Linked DNA regions of Mus musculus: all the other regions are linked to region 2. Evidence: chromatin loops called from intact Hi-C (ENCODE). Cell type or tissue: heart. All regions are shown on one strand. Links, peaks and the distances in the headings refer to the core of each region. The heading gives the core; the rest is flanking DNA.

Region 1 (7,386 bases), core at 2,265-4,764, 130 kb before region 2:
CAAGTTGGTTCTCTCCTTCTCAGATTTGTGGGGACAGGACACAGATCAGCAGGTGTCTTACTTAGGGTTTCGTTGCTGTGAAGAGACACCATGACCAAGGCAACTGTTACAAAGGCAAACATTTAATAGGGGCTGGATTACAGTTTCAGAGGTTCAGTTCATTATCATAGCAGGAAGCAGGGCAGTTTGCAGGCAGCCAGACATGGTACTGGCGAAGGAGCTGAGAGGTCTGCATCTTTATTCGAAGGCATCCAGGAGAGACTGTCCTCCAACAAGGCCACACCGCCTAATAGTGCTCCATAGGCCAACTATATTCAAATCACCACAGTAGGCTTAGAAGAAACATTTCTTTACCCACAGACCCACCTCCCTTTCCAAATAAAAGTTTGCTGAAATTTTAATATGAAAATTAAATTCTAGTTACCCAGTAATGCCAAGATGGGTTATTTTTAAGTTTTTGGTTTTTTGTTTTGTTTTGTGTGTTTAGTGAATAAGATTTAGGGTTGCGTTGGTTTTGGGAATCTTTCTAATCTTTTCCAAAATGGCTTGACTTTTTCTCCAACCTGTAGATCTCATTTACAAATATGGTCTCAGTAGATGAGAGGCTGACATACAAGCCACACCTACAGGACCCAGAGAAGTAAGTAAACCAGGCATCGACCTGACTCAGTGAGGAGGCTCTTTCGGGTCTTGGTAGATTACTCTTTGCAAACCAAGCATGAGTCATCTGAAGCTATGCTTGTTTTGCCAGAACTGTCCTGACCCAGGAAGCCCTCATCACAGTGAAAGGGGTCAGCCTCAGCAGCTACCTGGAAGGACTCATGGCAAGCACCATATCTTCCAATGCTAGCAAAGTAAGTGCACCGGTCTCCATGCCAGTCCTCACCACCCAGCTTCACTCCGCTAAAGGCTGGTGCTGAATGCAACTGTCCCCAAGCTGACGGGAAGTTTGGGGGAAAGATGCCTAGCACGTTGTTTCTTTAGCACATTTCATCAAGTCATTCCGTTGAGGTGTACAGGCAGCAAAACAAATGTGCTCTGCCCTCACAACACTCAAGGAGGCAGCGTTAATCATATTCTGTTAGGAAAGCAAAAGTAAAGGCAGGCCCGAGGGTTAATGAAGGTTTGCTAATTGATGTTTTTTGCCAAGTGTTAAGAAGGAGGGAAGGACTTGGTGCAAGCAGTATCCAGAAAGAACATTCGAGTGGGGGCTGCCCCTTCATTCCTCAAGAAACTGTAGAGCCACGGGAAGGAAGAGGGCGAGTTGGGGGGGGGGGGGGGTTAAAGACCAGATTCCAAGGTGTGTGTATGATTGATTTACAGTGTTGATATAAAAAGAAAAGGGGCGTGACCAAGCTAACCAGTCAGTCAGCAAGACACCCTGCCACTCAATTGTACGATTCTGAGAACATCTTCTGTATACAAAATAAAATTTGTTTCTGGATCAAGCCAATTGCTCAAGGCATTTGGTATTTGGTAAATAATAACTGAAAAGAGAAAGACAGCGAGGACAAGAGATCTGTCCCTGTGGTTTAGTTAGCCTGTAACACACACACACACACACACACACACACACACACACACACACCAAACGTGGTCACACCTTCACTGTTGCTAACAATAAATGCGTTGCACTTTTTAAGGGCCGAGAAGCAATGGAGTGGGTGATACATAAACTGAACGCTGAGATTGAGGAATTGGCAGCATCAGCAAGAGGAAGCATAAGGACACCAATGGCGGCAGCGGCAGCACTGGTGGACAAATGACAATGGAAATTGGTGTGCAGCATCAGGGCTCCAGGACTCTCAAGCTGGCATCATATTATTTGTTATTTAAAAGACACAATTATTTTAGGTAGATCTTTTTTTTTAATGAGGTGGGGTAAGGCTGTGACTTTTGATCTAAACAAAAGATCCAGAACCTCTAAATCAGAGGGATCATCTGAGGGGAGGATGTAAGACTGGGAGAGGCTGTGTTCATGTGAACAGTTAACGGGTTTGTTTGCTGTTGTTGTTGTTGTTGTTTAAGTACTTAGAAGAAATTGGTGTTGATCTGGAGTCTCTTAAAGCTCCAGGTACTGGAACACTACCTGGCTGCGGACCAACCAGAGCAGAGCCCAGCCGCCCTCCTGTCCACAGCTGCCCGCTGCTGTGAACCAGAACTGCCTGCATGAGGGACTCACTCTACAAAGAGAACCTGTAAAATTTAAATGACATTAATTTATATAAAATAACCTGCCCTGCTGGAAACCAGTGTTTGGATTTGGTACTTTTAAATGATATTTTTGGAGTGAAAATTAACAGTAAGGTAATATATGACTCCAGCAAAAATAGTATTTTATTGTATTAACGGGTACTATAATAATTTGCCAAATTTTGTGACTTAGTAAAGGCATTCCCTTCCTTGAATTTGTACTTTGTGATTTCGCATGCTGTACTGTGGGCTGGTTATGTTAACCGAAAAAATAAAGTCATTACCTGAGTGTCTCATCACTCTTAACAGAACACTGAGACAGAAGAGCAGCTCTTCCCATCTCTGAGCACTTCACATTGACTTATAAATGTCATGGGTTTGTAGTTGCTAAGACATGGTATGTCAGGTTATCGGAATATGAGTACTTCTTGAGGCAGTTAAGACCACAAAACAGCTTTATTACATGAAGAGCTGTCCATCATTTGAGACAACACATGTCACCTAGGACCCAGATCTTCTCACCTTAACTCAGGGCATTAGATGAGAAGAGCCTGGAGGAACACCATGGTCTGAGGGAAGTCCTAGAAGATTGCGCCCCGTGGGGACTCAGGATGGCTGCAAAACAGCCACAGAGATTGTCTAAGTGGTGTTGGCTTTGATGTGTACAGTTTTGCCTGGGTGACTGGTGACTGCCTTTTGCCTTTTATGGGGTGGGTTTTCCTGAAGAGACCAGTTAGCATGCATACAAAACCACAACTTCAAGTTCTTAGCTTCCTACTTTAAAGGATTACTCAGTTTAATAATTCTTTGGACATTTGTAAAAGATTTTTAAAAAGTAAAGGAAAAATCGTTTGACAAGTGGAATGAATGTTCCAGCTAAACAGAGCACTACTTAACATTGTTGGACAAAGTGTCAGGTACGGTTTCTAGGAGTTACACCTGTTCTGGAAGGGTCTGATGCCCTGATGATGTTTTTTTAAGTATATACATTTCCACTTTGCAATGTGGTTCCATCGTGAATTCTGCCTGAGTACAAATGGAATCCTGGGCATGGGTACATGCAGACAGGAACATTAGCTGTCACTCAGAGCGGGCTCGAGGAGGCCCCGCCCCCTGCCCGCAGCACCTGGAAGGTGACCGGCATGCAGCGGCCTCGCTTTCCCAGGTGTCTCTACGGCCACAGCTTCCGGTAGCCGCTCGGCCAATGGGCAAGGCGCGACCGGCGCTCCTATTGGCTCCTGGTTGGCAAGGGCGGGATGAGGCGCTGACTGGCAGGTCCGCGTACCCCACCCCTTCCGCTACTCAGGCCTGACCTTCCTGCTGCCGGGCCGGTTTGAGGCTACTCTGAAGCGACCCAGCGGTTCTGCCCGACGCGCCCGCTCGAGACACCATGGTGGCGTACTGGCGACAGGCTGGACTCAGGTACGCCCAGAAAGCGTTGGGAAGGCCTGGCCGGCCGTCACCAGGCCGTACGAGACGGCCAAGCCACGCGGCCACCCTCCAAGATGGCGTCGCCGTGGACAAGGCTCTTCGCGGGGTCATGGGGTCAGGGACCCTAAACAGAGGTGGCTGCTCCTCGGGAGAGGTAGCCTACAGTACCTGCATGATCGCTGTGACGGCCAAGTGCACAGCACCCTTGACCTGGCCACGCTGACACTGACCTTGCTCACCTGCGCAGAGGGAGGGGCGCACAAGTTCATTTTCAAGTGTGACCTTAGTGACCTTTTCCCAGTAGTGAAAAAAGGTGAAAGCCCTCTAACCTGTGGAGCGCCCTGCAGGGGCCCCGTGATGGGTGCGAGCTGTGGGCCTAGGAGTGGTGGTGCATGGTTTCCTTGCTCCAGGGAGTGCATCTTGTTAGTGTGCTGGGTGGAGGAACACCTTTCTGGGTATCAGGCTGAAGGCCCAGTGCCCCGACAGAGTTCAAGCAAAGTTGTGTAGAACAAAAGGACGGTAGGCTCACAGTTGATGCCTCTTATTAAACTATCTCCCATGGCGTCCATCACCTTATTTTCCTGCGCCCAGCCGCTTGAAGGACAGCTATTATTTTTACCCCGGTGCTTTGCAGGTTAAACCCTTTGCTCCTGAGCTCCCCAAACAGATTTAAAGCAGGAGAAACAGCCAGCCACTCCTCCATCTCTGGTTTCAAAAAGTGTGAAAAGTGCTATCTTCTGGGATAATAGTGTTGACAGGTGAATCCATCTACCTAACAGGAAGTTTCCTCTGAGCTCTGTTTGCTACTGGTGATGTTCTCTGAGAAGTTTGGAAACCTTGGTTAGGAAGTGTTTTCACGATAGACAAGAGCAAAAATCCAATATTTTCAGCAGTGCCTTTAATAGTTGACCATGAAAAGCACTCTTTTAATTCAAAATAGCTTTCCTAATTGTGTGTGTGTGTGTGTGTGTGTTGTAGGAATAATATAATTAAAGCAATTAAATACAGAAATGGGCTGGGGAATCTTTCCTACATTGTGGGACTTAAAAAAGCAAACAAACCAACCAACCCTTATTTTAAATTACTAAGTCCTGAAAAGATACACTGCCAAGAATTGTGACCTCCCAGCCAAGTACCAGCTGATCTGGGGGGCACAGTTCCGATTGTTTCCTTTGAATAGATCCTGTTTGATATTGCCCAGTTTTCAGTCCAATTTTACCTTAGTAATCAACCAAAATTATGGAAAGAAAACCAGGGTATCACACCTCATGACACCGCCATTCCAGCTGTTGGTAACCAGCCTCGTATCCTCTCTCACTTTGCCAGCTACATCCGGTTTTCCCAGATCTGTGCAAAAGCAGTGAGGGATGCCCTGAAGACCGAGTTCAAAGCGAACGCTGAGAAGACTTCGGGCAGCAGCATAAAAATTGTGAAAGTCTCGAAGAAGGAGTAGCTGGTGAGTGAGTCACTGGTTTCCTCACAAGTTGCCTCTTAAAGTTTTTAAAGTGCCATAAAGCCAAACCCAAAAACTTTAGTTTGAGCGTCTGCCTCTCGGTGGGCGGTGGGCTTGGATGATGCCGGATACTGGGGTGATCATTCCAAGTGTGCAGGTTGTAGAGGTCGCCTGGCATGAGGGAGGGGAGCCCTGTACAGCCCCGGCAAACAGTAATTGGCAAATTGATTTTTCAGTGCAGTTAGCAACCCTGAGATAGAAAGCCATCTTATTTTAATTAAACCTGGTTCATTTATCTGCACAAAATCAAGTAATTGGGAGGATGCCCCCCCCCCCTTATAATTGCTATTGGAGTTATGTAACGGTCTGGAACATGAGGCATGGACGGCAGTACTTCGAATGGTCCTCCCCATAGCTGCTGGTGTCTCACGCATCCCTTCTCCCAGCATCCGGGCAGGAAGGCTCATAACCCCAGGCAAGTCCTGCTCTGCTGAGCTCCCTGTGTGCTCAGGGAGGCTGGCTCAGTTTCCCTGTGCGGAGGTGTTGGGGTGTAAGAAGTTGCCAGGACAAGGTGGTCCAGTGAATTCAGATGCACTTCTCCAGACTGATTCTATCTCCCCACTACTGTGTTTGCATGGTTACTTCAAAAATAAGCCCCTCAAGTTATCAGAGAGACGTTCCTCGGCTTTCATTTTCTGTGCTTTTGAAAAGTGTCAGCTCTGCAGTAGCACAGTCCGTGACACCTGTGCTCCAAGCCTGACTGAAACTCTCCTCTAAGCACTTTTTAGCTTCATCTCGAATGAACAGACATCATACTCTGAACCAGGAGATGCAGGGTTTTAAATGGAGGCCCTTTCCTGGGGTCTGTCTAATCTCAGAATCTAGACCAGTAAAACCTGATTCTTGTTAGGCAGTTCACTCTCCACAACGAGCAGAGTGAGGCCATCTCCTCACCTGCCTGCACTCACACCACACTAGTATTGGCTTATTTGTCAGAGCCTTGGGGTTGGCCAGGCATCTCTTCAACAGGGAGAACCCCAGCCTGTTGGGAAGAGGGAAGAGGGTCATGGTATCTTGAGGACAAAGCTTTTTCTGTCACAGTAAGAAGTGATTGACTCGAGGATGTGCCTATTGCAGGCTGTGTGCCCACGGGTGGCCCAGGTGCAGGTCTCCCCTCTGGGTTGCTGCTGCAGGCAGATGCAAGTGCCCTCTCTTGTTCATGGTGGGTATGAAGAAGATGTGACAAGCTAGCAACTGATGTGTTTTCTTTTCTCTTTCTAGAATCTGAAGCCTGAAGTGCTGAGTCTTGAAGGTGAAGCATGTGGGCCCCTGTTCTGGCAGATGGAAATCAACCTCACCTCCTGGGGGACAGGCTGCCCATCTCGTTGATAAATTGACTATGCCAATAAATTAACATGGTTCACTTTCTGCTGGGTTTTGTTTCTGTTCTACTCTTTTCTTTTTATCTTTTTCTTTTTTTTTTTTTTTTTTTTTGAAATAGGAATTTTCCACATAGTAATGTCAGTATGACCATAGGAACCAAGAGTTTTTAAAAGGACGGAAGGACTTACTATCTCCTGACCACGGACTACAGGGCCCACTCCTTACATGTATCAAGGTCCGTTTGTCACGGCAATATTTGGTGAGAGTTTGGCACTGTCGTGGAGGTTGTGTTGTGTCAGGAGCCATCACAGGAGAAGCTAATAACTAGCAGGTGATCTTCATGAGATGAATCCTGCTCCGGAAGGCAGGCCCAGGAGAAGTCCGTTTTTGGAGAGCTTCCTGCTGGTTACTAGCTTCTCCTCGGATGCCTTACGGCTCCTGACAGTGGTGTTCCTCGTCTCTGGATGGCATTCACGCTAAAGCAGTGGTTCCATGTGGTTCCGATTAGCCGGTAAACCAAATGAAACCGAGCACACATTAGAGGGACGGATTGTATAACTCACCTTGCTTCACGCAGCCTGCAGAGAAGAGCCATTAACATCAGTTTATCTAGACAAAATGCGCCTTTATTAATCTGTATTTTCTGGGCGCATTTCTTACTGGGAATGAGGCAGAGCCGGTCAATACCTTGCTTCCTGTGTCGATGGCTGAACTGCAATTAAAACCTGTGACTCTTAATGACCAGTCTAGCCACAGTGATTAGGACAGTCTGATGATATTTGGGTGGCCATTCATTCATTAAATGTTTAGAAATGAAGTGTTTTGTTCTTGCCTTTCTTTGAAACATGGCCACTCTTGGCTGAGCGGAGCCGCTGAGAAGTTTAGAGCAGAAAAATGACTAGAACCTGCTCAGCCCGCAGCTTCAG
Region 2 (7,386 bases), core at 1,886-4,385:
TAACTGCCAGGCTTTTGTTTGTTTTGTGGTTCTGCAAATTTACTTAATTTACCTGATAGAAGTTAAAATGGGTTAAAGAAAAGGAAGTTGGGGGTATTAAGTTTCCTTTGTGGGTAATTATTTCATTTTTAAGAAATGTAAAATGTCGCCAATAGCCAGGGCAACAGATTTCTGTGCCAAAGGTCATCAATTAATTGTGGCACAATGCAGCCATGTAGACCAGAGACTTGAAAGGAGGCAAGGTGGGCTCAGAACTGCAGTCTCAAATAAGTGGGGACATTTGAAATCACTGTAAACACACACAAAAAAAGATGTTAGGAATTTGATGTATCATTAACATCATAGTGAACTTAAATAAGCACTCATATGAGCAAGAATGAACCATACAGAAGATTCTAGATGTTTCCAGGTGTGTACTTTGAAATCAGACTGTATACATATTCACATTTACAGCAGAATTACGCTTTTAGAAGTTTCCCATATATCATCTAATCACTGAAATTGCAAACGCACCAACACCAACAGGATTATTTTCACTTATTAACAATTTTCTGCTTTACTCAATGTGGCCCAGGGAGAACAAAGACTTGACCCCATCCAAAAAGATCAAACCAAACGCCACCGCGAATTAACACAGCCTTCTACATTTTATTTTTGATAATCGAACTATTTTGTTGAAAAGTGACCCTGTTCCCAGTGAATTCACAAATTTATTCAGATAGCCAAAATACTGAGACGTGGAAAGTTTCCATTCTAATTAGTGTTGTGTGATGTTTCTGTGGTCATTTCAACAATTTTCGTGTGTGTCTGTGTGCTTTTGCTGCCCCCACCCCAGTACTTTAAAAAAAGTAAGGAGAGACATCCTTTTAGCTTGGGATTCCCCCCTCCTTTTTATCTTTCTTTTTTCTTTTCTTTCTTTCTTTTATTTTTTTTTTTGCCAAGGAGGAAAAGCCGCAGTGAAAAAAAAGAGAAGAAAAACCAAACAAGCAAATGTCACTTGCCAAACAACTAATTACTGTCTTTTCATCAGCTGCCACCCCAGAGTCTTCTCAGAGCGCTGAGTCCCCCCTCCCACCTTGAAAAGGACAAAAATTTTAAAAACGCCATTTCGAAACTAAGAAGCCATTTACAGACAAATGTCATTTTCCAGTTTTATCTTATTTATGAGTCTGTTTAAAACAGGATTTTATTTTTTACTTGTGTCTCCACTCCCAAAGAGGCCGAGTAACAGGAAAACCTGTGTGTTAATTGTTGGCTGCACGGGAGGGGGCACAGTTGGGGGGTCAGCTGCTACCATTTAATGCTCCTCTTTGCTTTTCAAAAAAGCCTGTAAGTCTAGAAGGGGGGGGGGGGAAGGTCACATTGTAAAATGACGTGTCATTTGGCTTCACTGGGCACTTTGCGTACTTTTTTTTTAATTTTAATTTTAATTTTTTGATCTTATTCGATTTGATTCTTCTTCTCTTCCTTCCACGGCCTGGCCTAGCTCAGGACACGTCTGCTCCGCGCACAGTCAGTCGGTCCTGCCCGAATCGCCCCGAGTCGCGCCCAGAGTCCGCCACGCTCCCTCCTCCCTGGCCCCCCCCACTTCGGCGCCACGACTTGCCCGCGCCCCCTCCCCCCTCTGCACCACCTTTACCGCCCCGTCCTTTCCGAGGGGCTGATGTCACCCGCCCCCCCACCCCGGCGGCTACTTCCCTCGCCAGAGTCTCCCGGCCGAGGTCCCCGAGTCCCCCCTAGTGGCCTTGGCCTCTCTTTGGGCCCCCTCCCAACAAATCGCACACCCCAGTGAGGCGGGTCCCCCTCCCTGGGCCCGCCGGCCCGTTTCCTGTCCCTAGCCCTACTCTGTCGCAGTCCGAGGGGCCCTGTGAGCCTCCCCTCCCCCTCCCGACACGCACCCTGGCCCCTGGCACTAAGTAGGCCTCGCGAGGACGCGAAGCCAGGGACGGGGGGGAGTGTGGCCAACTGAGGGGACGAGACCGAACGAGGGGGTCCCACGCCCAATTTGCAGCCCCCGCCCGGCCGAATTCCGCCCCGGGGTCCCCTTGACGGCCTCGCCCCCTGCACGCGCGCGGCCCAGCGGGCCGGAGGGCCTGGGAGCGAGCGCTAGAGCGCCGGGGAGGGGGGCGGGCTCGGCGCGCGCGGCCTTGCGGGTCGCCCCGCGGCACTCCCGGGCCGGGCCCGCTCCCCCCCGGGCCGCCCTTACCCAGCAGCAGCAGGCGGTGCGTGGCCCGGTAGACCTGCTTGTCCTTCTGCAGCTGCTTCTCGATCTTTTTGTTGGCCTCGCGCTGCGCCTTCTCCTCGTTGCGCTGGTCCTCGGTCTTACTGTTGCCGAGGCAGCCCATGGCGGCGGCGGGGCGCGGCCGGGCTGCGGGGCGGCGGGGACGGGGCGGGCGGCCTCGGGCGGGCCGGGAAAGCGGGGAACGCGGGGAGGGTGGCGGCTCGGACTAAGGCAAGCGCGCGGCTCTCCGCCCCTCGCTCCGGGGCCGAGGCGGAGCAGAGCAGGAGCCGCGGGAGCTGCTGCCGCCGCCGCCGCCGCCGCCGCTCTTATTGCCTCGGCCCGGGCCCGCCGCCCCGACCCAAAAGCGCCGCGGCGGGCGGGGGAGCGGGGGGAGGCGGAGGCGACGGCGGCGAGGGGGGTGGGAAGAAGAGGAGGAGGAGGAGGGCCGCGGCTGGGAGGGCGGGCGCGGGCGCCGGGAGGCGGTGCCCAGAGGCCGGGCAGGGGTCCCAGCACCCACGTCCGGCTCGGGCCGGCTCCACGGAGGGGTCGCCCCCTCGCCCCACCCGCAGTTCGGGGCCGGGGCCTGGCCGTGCGGCGGGGGGAAAAGGGGGCGGCCCCGCGGTGGTGACGACCCCTCACACGATGCCAGCGCTCCACCCCCGGGCCGGGCGGCCCCCGATCCCCCTCCTCCTGCAGCAGCAGGGCGGGCAGGCGCCGCCAAGGGGCCGGGGTGGGCGGAAAGGGAGGGAGTGCGGGCCCGGACTTAGGAAAATTTCGAAAAGGAGAGAGAGAGAGAGAGAGGGAGACACTGAGAGAGCCAGAAAGCAGGGAGCTTGGAGAAAAGCTAGGAGAGCACTAAGCATAGGACAGAGCAACCAAAAAGGAAAATGTGTCCACACACAAGCACTAATAAAGATCCACACTACACAGCAATGGTGGTGGAAGGTGGTGGTGGTGGATGTGTTGGTGGTGTTGGTGGTGGTGGTCGATGGCGATGTAGATGATGATGGTGGAGGGGTGGGGGGGAGGCTGACTAGATGAGCCGCTCGTCGCGCCCCCGGCGCCCGGTGCCCCTGGCCCGGGATCGCCCACGGCCTCTGCGCTTGGCGCGACCACTCAGGAAGGAGAAGAAGGCGCAGCCCAGGAACACTCTGAAGCAGCAGGTCGCCCCGAACACGAAGCCGCAGCCGCGGCCCTGCTCTGTGCGCCTCTGTAGCAGGAAGTTAAGCACCCATGAGGGGCTGCGAACCGAGAACACCAGGAACACCACGAGGGGCATGTGCGCGCTGAGTGCGCCTGCCTTGGCAGGCCCAGGCCGCCACACGACGCCCCCCACGCGGGGAGGCGCGTAGTAGGCATCATCTTCTTCATCAGTGTCACTGTCCCATTCGGCCCAGGCCCTACTCGCGCCCCCGGTGGCGGCGCCCTCTCCGAACCCGGCGGCGCCCTGCGCGGCGCCCTCGTCTTCGCCTGCGGCGGTGGCGGCGGCGCCCTCGGGGCCTCGGGCCTCTGGCGGAGCTTCTGGCACATTCTTCTTCTTCTTCTTCTTCAACATCTTCTCCAACTTCTTCCTCTCTTTCTCTCTCTTCTTCTCCTCCTTTCTCCTCTGCTCCAGCAGCTTCTTCTCCATCTTCTTGCGCTCTTTGTCGGTCAGCAACTTTGCGGGCGGCACATCGCGCCCGGCGTTCACGAGGACCCTGACGGACTTCGGGGGCTTCGCGGGGATCCCGTTCTTCTGCGAAGCGAACGGTTCTGCCAGCACCGCAGCCGCCACGGCAGCTTCGGCAGCCACTTCGGCGGCAGCCGCGGCTGTCTTCCTCTCGCTCTCGGCCGCTCGGGCTTTGAGCTTCATGGCCATCTTCAGCATGGTGCCCCGGCCACCTCGGGGTGCTTGGTTCGCGCCTGGCTCGGGCGGTCTGCTTGCCCCCGGCCTCGGGCTTCCCGGCTCCTGTGCGCCCCGTGTCGGGGGGCTCAGCTGCAGTCTCCGCTGTGCTGTCTTGGGGTCACCGAGTGCGGCTTCCCGGGCTTCGTAGGGGGCTGATGGACTGGCTGCCTAAGAGTTAGCGTCAAATAGGATGAGCAAACAAAAAAAGCGAGAACAAACAAACAAACAAACAAACAAAAAAAACACCCAACAACAGCAAGAAACCGAAAAGCAAGCAAGAAATAAGAACTGCCCAACAACTCAAAAAGGGGGGAAGAGAGTCTAGAAAAGACAAAAAAAATAAAAAAAATAACACAAGAGAAAGGAAAGTGCAAAGGTGCAGATGACAAGAGTTTGCTATTACCCTTAGGTGCTCCTTGGGTTAGCTCTTGGGGATGCCAATGGAGAAGAGAAAAGAGAAAAGAGAGAAAATTGGAGGGTGCCTGAAAGGCGCGAGGCAGGGCAGCGGCGCCAGGCGCCTCTGCCCTATCCCGGCTCTTGCCTGCTCGGGCACCTCGCACTTGGGCGGGAAGACCCCACGCTCCCGGACTTACATGTGAGTGAGACGCACTCACACGCAAAGCAGCGCCTGCCTGCCCGTCTGCCTGCCGCCGCCAAGCGCTGGGACAAGGGTTCGCTCCAGCCGGTGCTGCAGCCCCGAGCCCAGAGAGCCGGGAGCTAGCGAGCGCCGCTGGTACCAGCCACCTGAAGCAACCCGCTCCGCGGTGCCGACGCGACTGAGTGTCCCCGCCGCGGAGCGGGTTTTTCTAACCAGCCTGATGACGCCCCAACCTCTTCAGAGGACCGACCCATAGGCAATGGCCCCTATAAAGCGAAGGGGACGCGCAAAAAATCGGCCCACTGAGGACGTGCTCAAATGGGCTGCTCCGCAGGCGGGGGGTGAGGTCCAATGCGCGGGCACCTCTAGTGTGGGTAGGGGGCGCGGAGAACAATCTATTGAGGGGTACGGGCACGCCCAAGACGGTGGGCACCCGACCCCGCCTCCTAGACCTGCCTCCCAATTTTCCGTGTAGTGGTGTAGCCCTGGGCAGCGTGGAAACTATGCGACGATGACAACGACGCTTACCCATGTGCGCCTTCTTACCTCAGCTTCCCAGATAGCGCACGCGGGGACGGCGGCACACCCCTCCCACCCTGCGGCGCGTGCTCGTGGATGTGGGTGGCGGCGAGCTAATTAATCGCAATGCCCCATATGGGGGTTCGGATCTCCTCACAAGTAGTATTATGTATACCCGACTACCACGGATAGAAGAAGCAGGCAGCATTATGCAGGCGAGGCAACAGCCGAGAAGAAGAGCCATGGCGGTGGTGCACACGGAGTCCTTCTAGGTGGGAGAGGTGGTAGCCTGGCTCGGGCGCCACACGGGGCTCTAGAATAAAAGGGGAAAAGTACTTTACCGAACATGAACTTTTTGGAGAATTGTTTCAAAACTCAAGAGTGTCCCGCCCCACTCCTTGGCCACGCTAGGACATGGTAGAGAGCACCGGGCTAAGTCAAAGATTTTGAACCACCTTCCTCGGGTGGACTTGAGGGTCTGCCACCGGGGTCTATTTGGAAACAATTCATTCCTTCATTCATTCAATAATCGGCCCACAAGTACCTTGTGCCCAGGTGGACCGAGCCAAGGGTCAGACTAAGACATGGCACCTTCCCTGAATGGGACAAAGCAGGCGCCAGTAACCCCAGATCTGCTAAGTAACCATAAACTCTCTTCTAACGTAGTCTTCCTTTCATTTTCGAACACAGTTCGCAAAACTTGGGATGCTGGGGAGAAGGAAATAGAAATGTAGACTCTGAATACAAACACACCCAGGGGCCTGAAGGGGAGAGGGAGAAGGGCTTCGAATAAGTTATTGTGGACAGCTCTATCTTTGAAACTAGGAGGACACCTTTTGATCACTCGCTCAGCAGTTTTAGGGTACTCTTTCTCTCAAGTTTACCACCTCAAAAGTCAGAAAGGCTGCACCATATAAAACTCCTGCGCACTGTTTTTCTTGGTCTTTGCTACTACAGCTCTACCTCCAGTCTACTTTAAAAACAAAACAAAAACGGTTTCGAAAGAACAACAGAAAGCGATTGAAAGTAACCAAGGACGCCTTGGAATTAAGAGCAGGAAGCTGAGCCTATCAAATGGGCCTTTGCTGATTTTAACTCAGTCTCTGACTTTCTCTGTGTCCTCAAAATTTACTTCTTATCCACGGCTGATTATGGCTTCTCTTCATTACAACACACACTTTAAAAAGTCCAAAAACCTCAAAGCAACTACTGCCCCAGGTTGATACTCTTTTTTTTTTTTTTTTTTTTTTTTTTTTAACCTAACCAGAGTGGATGGGAAGACTCCAGCTGTGCTTGCGTTCCTAATTCTCGGCAAGGGATAGCCTGAAGACAGGGACTACCTTTTACTTTTTCACACAGTCAACAAAAACTTCTTGATTGAATTTGATTCATCTGTCATTTGTGAAATTAAAGACTTAGAAGAGAGAGGACCTGGCCAAAAATTTCGGTTCCGCTCCAGTTGTTCAAAAGCCTCTTCCTTCCGGCTTCCAGTGTGCTGAGGCACAGATACATTGTATTTAAAAGGTAAGGAGTTAACAACAGCCAACACAGCCTCCATGCCTCTACACTAACAACATAATCATACGCTGAGTGTAATGAAGAGGCTGTGGGTCTTCTCCTATTAGATAAATATCACACCCAATCTTTAAAAAGAGTGAAGTGTCTGATGGAATACAGTGACACATGTAGGCAAGGCACAATTGGGACCATTGTCCTGGAAATGTGTAACACAAAGTCAGGGTTCTCTCCATTCAACTCCTAACTTAAACATTCGGGGGAGGGCTTTTTTTTTTTTTTAATTTTAACTGTTAAGTTTTACCTGTATTTTATTATGACTAACCAGGGATCCATAAAGAAAGGATTTACTTTGTAAATAAACGGCAGCAGGTGGAATCGAGGGTTTATAGGTAAGCAAAGGACACCAAGAGCCTGAAACACAAGCTGCTTTGTGGTCTGTTCGGTTTTCTGTTTTCACTTGACACAAAGTGAAAGAAGAGATTTTATTTAATTGGTATGGTTAGCTGACACCATCTACGGTTTCGGCCTAGCATTGACCTGCCCAAAGCCCTGAAAGCTACATATATGTTTTGCTTTTCAAAAGTCTTCCAGAGTTAGAACTCACAGTGTAGAACTTGTGAGTTACCAATTGATTTTAGTAGATTG
Region 3 (7,386 bases), core at 2,265-4,764, 87 kb before region 2:
TCCCCGATGCTCTCCAGTAAAGACTAACAGAGTGACTCTTGACAGTAAGAGCCACCAAGTTACACTTACTATCACCAACCCTCCAAATGACAGGCTTGTCTAGATTTAGACATACTTCTAGCTGGAGGCCACCCACGCTGGCTGTCTGACCTGCTAACAAATACATGGTATGAGCCGGGCAGTGGTGGCGCACACCTTTAATCCCAGCACTTGGGAGGCAGAGGCAGGCGGATTTCTGAGTTCAAGGCCAGCCTGGTCTACAGAGTGAGTTTCAGGATAGCCAGGGCTACACAGAGAAACCCTGTCTCGAAAAAAGAAAAAAAAAAAGCCAATAAAAAAACAAAAACAAATACATGGTATGGTGGACCGAGTGACCTCAGGTCTGTCTGGCTGCAAAGCTGTCGTCAAAATAGCAAGCAGATACTCTGTAACAATGACTGCACTGAGTCTGGGAACCTGAAAAATACAAGACATAGTGTTTCCATGGGAGGAGTTCGCAAAGTAGGAGGCCAACCTCCAGGCAACTGACATGATGAGGTAAGAGCCAGGCCAGGAACCAGCAAAAGAGCCAAACTCAATCCTCTCCCTGTTCTCGTAAAGAAAATATTGAAACACAATTATAGCCACTCTTGTGCATTATTATCCGTGACTACTTCTCCTAATCTGGTTGTTAAGTAGTTATGAAACAGCCCCACACAACCTAAGACACATACAATGTGGCTCTTTACAAGAACTTTGTCCCAGTGGTCTAGACTCTCTGACAGCAATGTGCTAGGAGCAGACAGAGTCCACCGACTTCATTCTGATGGCTGGGGTGTATTCTCTCGGACCACATCTCTAAAGGGTGCCTGCAGAAGGTTGCACTTCAATCTAAGAGCCACTCAAACGATGTCAGCATTGCCAGGCTTCTACCCTGCCCCCCACCCTGACAATATTTCTCCGACACACCAGGCCTTGAAGCCTCTCTCATGTCTACAGCTTCAGCCGGCTGGACCTGTCTTGACCACTTCAGATGGAAGCATGCAACACCCTTTCCCACTCTACATCCCAACAGGACTCTGAACTCTCAAGTTCAACTGATCCGGTCTTTGCCTGGAAACAGAGCAGCCCGCACAACGAGACTTCAATAAATGACTCCTCTAGTCAGCCATGTGCCACCCAGAAACCTTGGATGTGTCCTCAGTTTCTCCTCCTCTCCCTTCCCTCCTACTGTCTGCCAGCAAGCCCCCCCACCCCCCGCACTCCATCTCCCATTCGAGGGTCCAGGATGCTTCCTGCAGCAACACCTCCATACGCCTGCCTCAATCTGTGACCCCACGAAATCACCTTTCACGTCGATGCTACCCTCGTTAAGTCACAAATCTGACCTAGCTGCTTAGTTTCCTGTTTCCCTCGGCAGGGAAAAGAACCCCAGCTCTGATGTAACCCTGTCCTGCTTACCTGTGCAGTCTCAGCTACCATCAGTCCCGTGTACATCCTGTGGACAACTCATCTAAGTGTCTATAAGTCAATTGCTTTGAGCTCCCACCATCCGGACTCAACAGCACTGTAGGCTCTCTACCTCGTCCTGTCCCCAAACCAGGGAAGATGGACCCAGCTCAAGTCTCCATCCTCCAGCCCTCTGGACTTTCGCCCCTTCAAGTACAGTCAGAGAATAGAGATGAAGCAAGTGGGCAAAGCGCAGGGGTGTGCAGTGTTTTCACACTGTCACATTCCCACCTACAGGCGTGCTGAACCACAGTCAGGACACCTAAGTCACAGGTGTGACACCCCACTAGCTCATCCCTCTCATTGGAGAGAACACATTAGGGTCAACAGGTCAAACCAGCGTCACTAAGACTGAAATTCAGTGCCAGGTATAGTGGCGCACACCTTTAATCCCAGCACTTGGGAGGCAGAGGCAGGCAGATTTCTGAGTTCGAAGCCAGCCTTGTCTACAAAGTGAGTTCCAGGACAGCCAGGGCTACACAGAGAAACCCTGTCTCGAAAAACCAAAAACAAAAAAAAAAAGGACTGAAATTCAGTGGACTCTAGGCCAGGGCCTGGCACGCCTAACCCTCAACAGACACAGAACATGGACGACAACCACCAAGCTAATCCACAGAGTACTTTCTTGTGTCTGTGTGGTCTCCTGAGATGTTCCTGTGTGTACATTGTCTGTGTGTAGATGTTAGAGATCAAGGTTGGGTGTCTTCTCCAGTCACTCTCCACACCCCTTTTTGAAGGTCTCTCGGTAACACGGACGGTTCAGCTGGCTGGCCAGGGGGCTCCAGGGATCCCCCGGTGCTGGATTACAGACAAGAGCTTTTTATGTGGATGATAGTTTCTGAACTCAGGACCTAGTGCTCCTGTGGCAAGCACAGTACTCGCTAAGCCATCCCCGACTCTTACTGAATCTGAACCACCTCAGTTACTGAGCCACTTAAGTGACACAAAGGACATCACTCTGAGTCTTCTTTCCTTCCTTATGCCCTGGGCAGGTGGCTGAGTCTTTCTGCCTTATTTTACTTATGAATAACACTCAATTCAAACTCTAGAACAGTGGTTCTCAGCCTTCCTAATGCTGCAACCCTTCAACACAGTTCCTCATGCTGTGGTGAACTCCACCTGTAAAATTACTTTTGTTGTTACTTCATAACTGTCATCTGCTACTGTTAGGAATCACAATGTGAATATGCAAGATATCTGATATGACCCCCACAGGGTCACAGCCCACAGGTTGAGAACTGCTGCTCTAGCGCCTAGCCTGCGATACCACACAAAAGCACTTAGCCCAACATCCAAATTAGCTAAATCCAACTCTATATATCCACCTCCGAGTTCCCAAGTGATGTAGTATGCTCTAGCATACAAACAGATGCCCAGGGTCTTATGTCCTACTGGTCAGCAGCTAGCTCTATAGGACCCCTGGAAGCTGCAACTGATGACTGACAGCTCCTGGTCCAGCAACCAACCAACCAACCACGGAGGGCTTCCCTCACTCGGTTCCAGAAACCCCTCACCTTTCCTCCATCACCCTCACTGCACCACTGACCACTCCACTGGTATACCTCACTGCATCCCATATTCATTCAAAGCTCATCTCACTTCCTGTAGAAAAGCCAAATTCCAGGGCCCCTACTCACTGTCCAGAAGGATATGGGAGGCTTAAGTCAGTCATACAGCTGGGTGGACTTCTGATTTCCTAACCCTGGTGTTTGGGGGGACACTGAACGATACCCGTTCCCCATCTCTCACCCAAATCTTGGACAGTCGGGGCTACGAGATCTTTCCTGTCCTGTACTCTAAGGATGAATGAAATCACCCAAAAGTGGAAAAAAAAGTTTGGTCTGTCCAGCACCGGAGAGTGTTTTCCCAACCCCAGAATGCTGCTGGAGTTTGGAGTTAGTTTGTTCACTGTATCACTGTGGTCCACTTCTCCCTTAGAGTCTGTCCTGCCCCCTCGGGCACCATGGCTTCTGCTTCGCAGAGATCAGCCCCAGGTGTCACTGGGAATCGGAATGCATGGGAAACTGAGGTCCCTAACGGGGCAGGACCGGCCCGAAGCCCTGAGTGCAGTTCCTGGACCCGCTTTGCTAGGGTCCGGGGTCGGAGGTCAGGGAGTCAAGGGTCACGGGTCCCCGTACCCGGGTCTGGCCGGAGCAGGAGCCGCGAGGACAGGACACAAACCCGGCTTCCTGGCGGAACGCCTACGGCCCTCTCACCTGGCCGCCGTCTGCCTCTTCGCCCCACTCTGAGGCATTCCCGAAGTAGTCTTCTCCCATAATTGTACCCGGCGCCGGACCCGCCATATCTGCCGCGTCTCCTCACTGCGCGTGCGCCGGACACAACAAATGGAAGAGCGCGTGCGCGGTTCTGGGCCTCAGGCAAGGCTAGAGAGGCGGAGTTGGAAAGGGGCGTGGTTACAGAGGAGGCGTGGCCTAGTCTTTGGCCTGCTGGGCGGGGAAACACCTTGTAGGATCTCTCATGAGCAAGATGGCTTGAGTCACAGCTTTATGTCTGCCCAGAACACTTCCAAGTTACCTTTTCTCCTTTTTAAGACAGGGTCTCGCCGGGCGCGGTGGCGCACGCCTTTAATCCCAGCACTCGGGAGGCAGAGGCAGGCGAATTTCTGAGTTCGAGGCCAGCCTGGTCTACAAAGTGAGTTCCAGGACAGCCAGAGCTATACAGAGAAACCCTGTCTCAAAAAAAAAAAAAAAAAAAAAAAAGACAGGGTCTCACTCGGAAGTGCAAGCATGCTTCCAGTTGCTATAAAAACCTCGAACCTTCAGTGAGCTTAAGCTTTGCCTGGACAGTGCAGCTGCCAACCGAGCAGGTATCACAGAAATGTTCGGATTTCTTTTACTATGGGCAAAAAGTACTCGGTGCATTGCAGAGCGAGATATAAAACATATTTCCAGTGGAGGAGGCCCTACAGCCTACAAAAGCCATGACTGGGCTCTGGAAAAGTGGACCCACTGAACACCTAGACTGAAGATACCTGGAGAGGCCTCCTGGCAGGTGGCCCCAAATCATCGATCGGGGAGGTTAACACCATGGGCTCTGGATGCAGACAGTGAGGAGAGGCTAGAGAAAAGAGCCAGCCATGTAGTACAGTCCTCAGGCACTGTCTGCAGAGCTGTTGGAATGCTATTTTACTTCTTCCTTCCTTCCATCATTTGACAAGTGTTTGTTGAATAACTCCTAAGTGCCTGGATCATTGATAACACCTGGAGTACAGTGACGTACTCAGGGACGAGATCCTTGCCACTTTGCCACCCATGATCCGAGGGAGCTAGCCTGCAAACAAAGGGGAGAAATGATAATACTGGATAACCAAAGTAAATAGTCTGTAATGATAGAAGAGACTTTCCCAAGATGCTCAGGGTGGCTCTTTCCATTCCAAATAACCTGGTGAAGAAAGTCCCCCACCAGAGCTTGTGGCACCCTGCATTGTAGTTGATGCCAGAGCCACCCAAGGTGACAACCACTTGCAAGGCTTTAGTCCGATGGCACATTGAAGCACTAGACACAGAGTTAGCAGGTAGTCAGCAGGAATTAGTTATTATAAAAGTTCATCTGGATTTTTGTTTAAGGAAAGTGATGGAACAGATATATCTGGAATGTCTAGCTATTTGCTACACCCAAAGAGGACTTATGGAGAGGAGGGAGGAAACCAGAGTTGCAGGGAGTGAGGAGGAAGGTGGAAAGGCAAGGAATGGTCTGGTAAGAGGCTACTTAGACTTCCAGTCTGTACACTCACAGATAGCCCAGCAGGAGGTAGGTTTCTGCCTGGGGACAAAGATGTGTTCAGGCTGAGGCCATTGGAGGCAACCCTGAAAGGCTTCTTTGCAGATGGTGGAAGGACCACTTTCCATCTCTCTGCTTGGTGGGTCTAGATCCAGCTCACATGATGAAGGAGCTTTAAGTTCAGGAGTGCCCTGCTATGGATTTGTTTCAGGCTCATTTTTATTTGTTTTCTGAAAATGTTGGGAATAATGAATGTCTGTTAAATTCCAACTATGGCTCTTAGATACTGTCTGAGTGGAAAGCAGGCAGATTCATTTATGAATAATTAATTGCACGTACAGAAGCAGGGATTGTCTAACTCACCTCTCCCTTAACCAATAAATGGCTAATTATGACAGTGGTTAACAAGCCTAGCAGCATTGCATCCAGCCTATGTCACTGTTGCTAGAATAACTGATCGCTAGCCTCCTGAGATACTACTGTTCTCTGGAAAGACTCATCCAGCCTGATTTCCTTAGCTTTCATTACCTGAAATTAATCCTCTAGTTATTTGTTCCCTTGGTTAAGAGGTCTATGGGAGGGCTGGAGAGATGACTCAGCAGGTAAGAGCTCTGACTGCTCTTCTGAAGGTCCTGAGTTCAAATCCCAGCAACCATATGGTGGCTCACAACCGCCCGTAATGAGATCTGACACCTTCTTCTGGCCTGTCTGAAGACAGCTACAGTATACTCACATACAATGAATAAATCTTTAAAATAAAAAAAAAGAGGTCTATGAGAGCTAGAAGTTGTGGTCTCATGTGATCCATTAAAGAAATATTCAGTGAGTGCCTCCCAGGTAGCATGGGCTAAGACCTGAGCTGGGCACACAGCCTGTCAATCACTAGGAAAGAGAAGAGAGAAAGGGGAATCTGTCACAGATAGGAAGGAAGGCAGAAGCCTAAAGCAGGGGTCATTCGGAAGTTTTCCAGGGAAATGTTGAGACTTAAGGTCCTGAAGCTGAAGGGTGAGGAGAGAAGAGAGACGCATGTTGACAGTGGGGTCACTGAGGGGCCTCAGCAGGGAAGCACTTGCCCCCAGCCTGGGGACACGTCAAAACATAAAGTCGGGGTGGGGAGAGCCGGGAGAGGGTGTCTGCAGCACCAGCCTCCCTGGACTTCCTCACAAGCTGTTCCTGCTGTCCATCGCCTTGGTTTGTCGCTCTTGGGCCCTGAGACTTGGACATGGACCTCTCTCCTACTTCCTCCTGCTAGGAAATCTCACCCACCCCTTATCTTCCAGACCACTATATGCTGTGAACCCTCATTTGCATTGTCAGCTTCCATGTCTTCTCAAAGTGTCTGGTCTTGAGTATTTAACCAGCAAACTGACTGTTAGCTTCACTGTTAGAGATCCGAAGGGCACTGCAGCATCTCCAGGAGAACCCCCAAGCTTAGTCCTTGCCCTTTCAGGTGGTCACCTCCATAGTCACCCACATCAGACACCTGCAAGTCACTTCTCACTTGTGTTCCCTTCCACTCCTGTGAAGCTTGTCACATCTTTCCATAGGTCTCCATCTTCGCTGCCAACACCTGAGTTCAGATTCATACCAACTCTCACCTGAGTGACTACCGAAGCTCAAACTGGTCTGGGGCCTAGTCCCTGGCTGTCACTTCTTCTCACCAGAGAAGATCTTACTTCACCCTGAGTACAGCTGTACATAGAAGAGACGTGCAAGTCAGTTACCAATAGTAAATCATAGATTTATCTCAAAACAATTCTTTTTGTTAAGGATGTATCTATCCTATGTACATGACTACACTGTAGCTGTCTTCAGACACAGAGAAGAGGGCACTGGCTCCCATTACGGATGGTTGTGAGCCACCATGTGGTTGCTGGGAATTGAACTCAGGACCTCTGGAAGAGCAGTCTGTGCCCTTAACCACTGAGCCATCTCTCCAGCCCCATAGAACATTTTTTTAGGGCCCAGAAATGTAGTTCAGTTGGTAAATGGTTACCAACCCACTCCTCTGGAAGGCCTGGATTCAAATCCCTGCACATAAAGCGGGTGTAGTGACACATACCTATAATCCCAGCACTTGGAGGGTGGAGGCAGAAGAATAAAAGGCTCAAGGTCATCCTAGGCTGAACAGTGAGCTCAAAGCCAGCCTGGATTATG

Evidence for each region. Peaks named below come from ENCODE experiments on the same cell type or tissue, not always from the same donor. Only the 100,000 strongest peaks of a DNase experiment are listed, where the experiment ranks them.
Region 1: a loop joins it to region 2, with 3 times the contacts of the local background. A loop is called at or near these places in 25 of 42 quality-filtered maps.
Region 3: it touches region 2 in a loop (2.8-fold over the local background); 16 of 42 quality-filtered maps call a loop at or near these places.

The regions. Positions count from the first base shown.
Region 1 is chr2:174,460,194-174,467,579 of GRCm38, reverse strand. Atp5e (ATP synthase, H+ transporting, mitochondrial F1 complex, epsilon subunit) reads left to right here and starts at 3,479. Exons shown (of 3, transcript NM_025983.3): 1 at 3,479-3,615; 2 at 4,951-5,080; 3 at 6,359-6,505. The coding sequence starts at 3,584. The coding sequence ends at 5,077. It overlaps Prelid3b (PRELI domain containing 3B), which reads left to right. Exons shown (of 6, transcript NM_025531.2): 4 at 570-640; 5 at 752-854; 6 at 1,644-2,489. The coding sequence ends at 1,766. In heart, for the core only: a CTCF peak has its summit at 3,311; a DNase peak (open chromatin) is centred at 3,409; H3K4me3 peaks cover 1,658 bases; H3K27ac peaks cover 1,313 bases.
Region 2 is chr2:174,325,255-174,332,640 of GRCm38, reverse strand. The region is part of intron 1 of Gnas (GNAS (guanine nucleotide binding protein, alpha stimulating) complex locus); the gene reads right to left. Gm30189 (predicted gene, 30189) reads left to right here and starts at 5,254. Exons shown (of 4, transcript NR_166448.1): 1 at 5,254-5,495; 2 at 6,491-6,747. In heart, for the core only: CTCF peaks have their summits at 2,951 and 3,625; DNase peaks (open chromatin) are centred at 1,890, 2,700, 2,750, 3,470 and 1 weaker place; H3K4me3 peaks cover 2,500 bases; H3K27ac peaks cover 2,421 bases.
Region 3 is chr2:174,412,275-174,419,660 of GRCm38, reverse strand. It overlaps Nelfcd (negative elongation factor complex member C/D, Th1l), which reads right to left and starts at 3,857. Exons shown (of 15, transcript NM_020580.3): 1 at 3,705-3,857. The coding sequence starts at 3,791. In heart, for the core only: no CTCF peak of the experiment used is centred there; a DNase peak (open chromatin) is centred at 3,820; H3K4me3 peaks cover 1,496 bases; H3K27ac peaks cover 919 bases.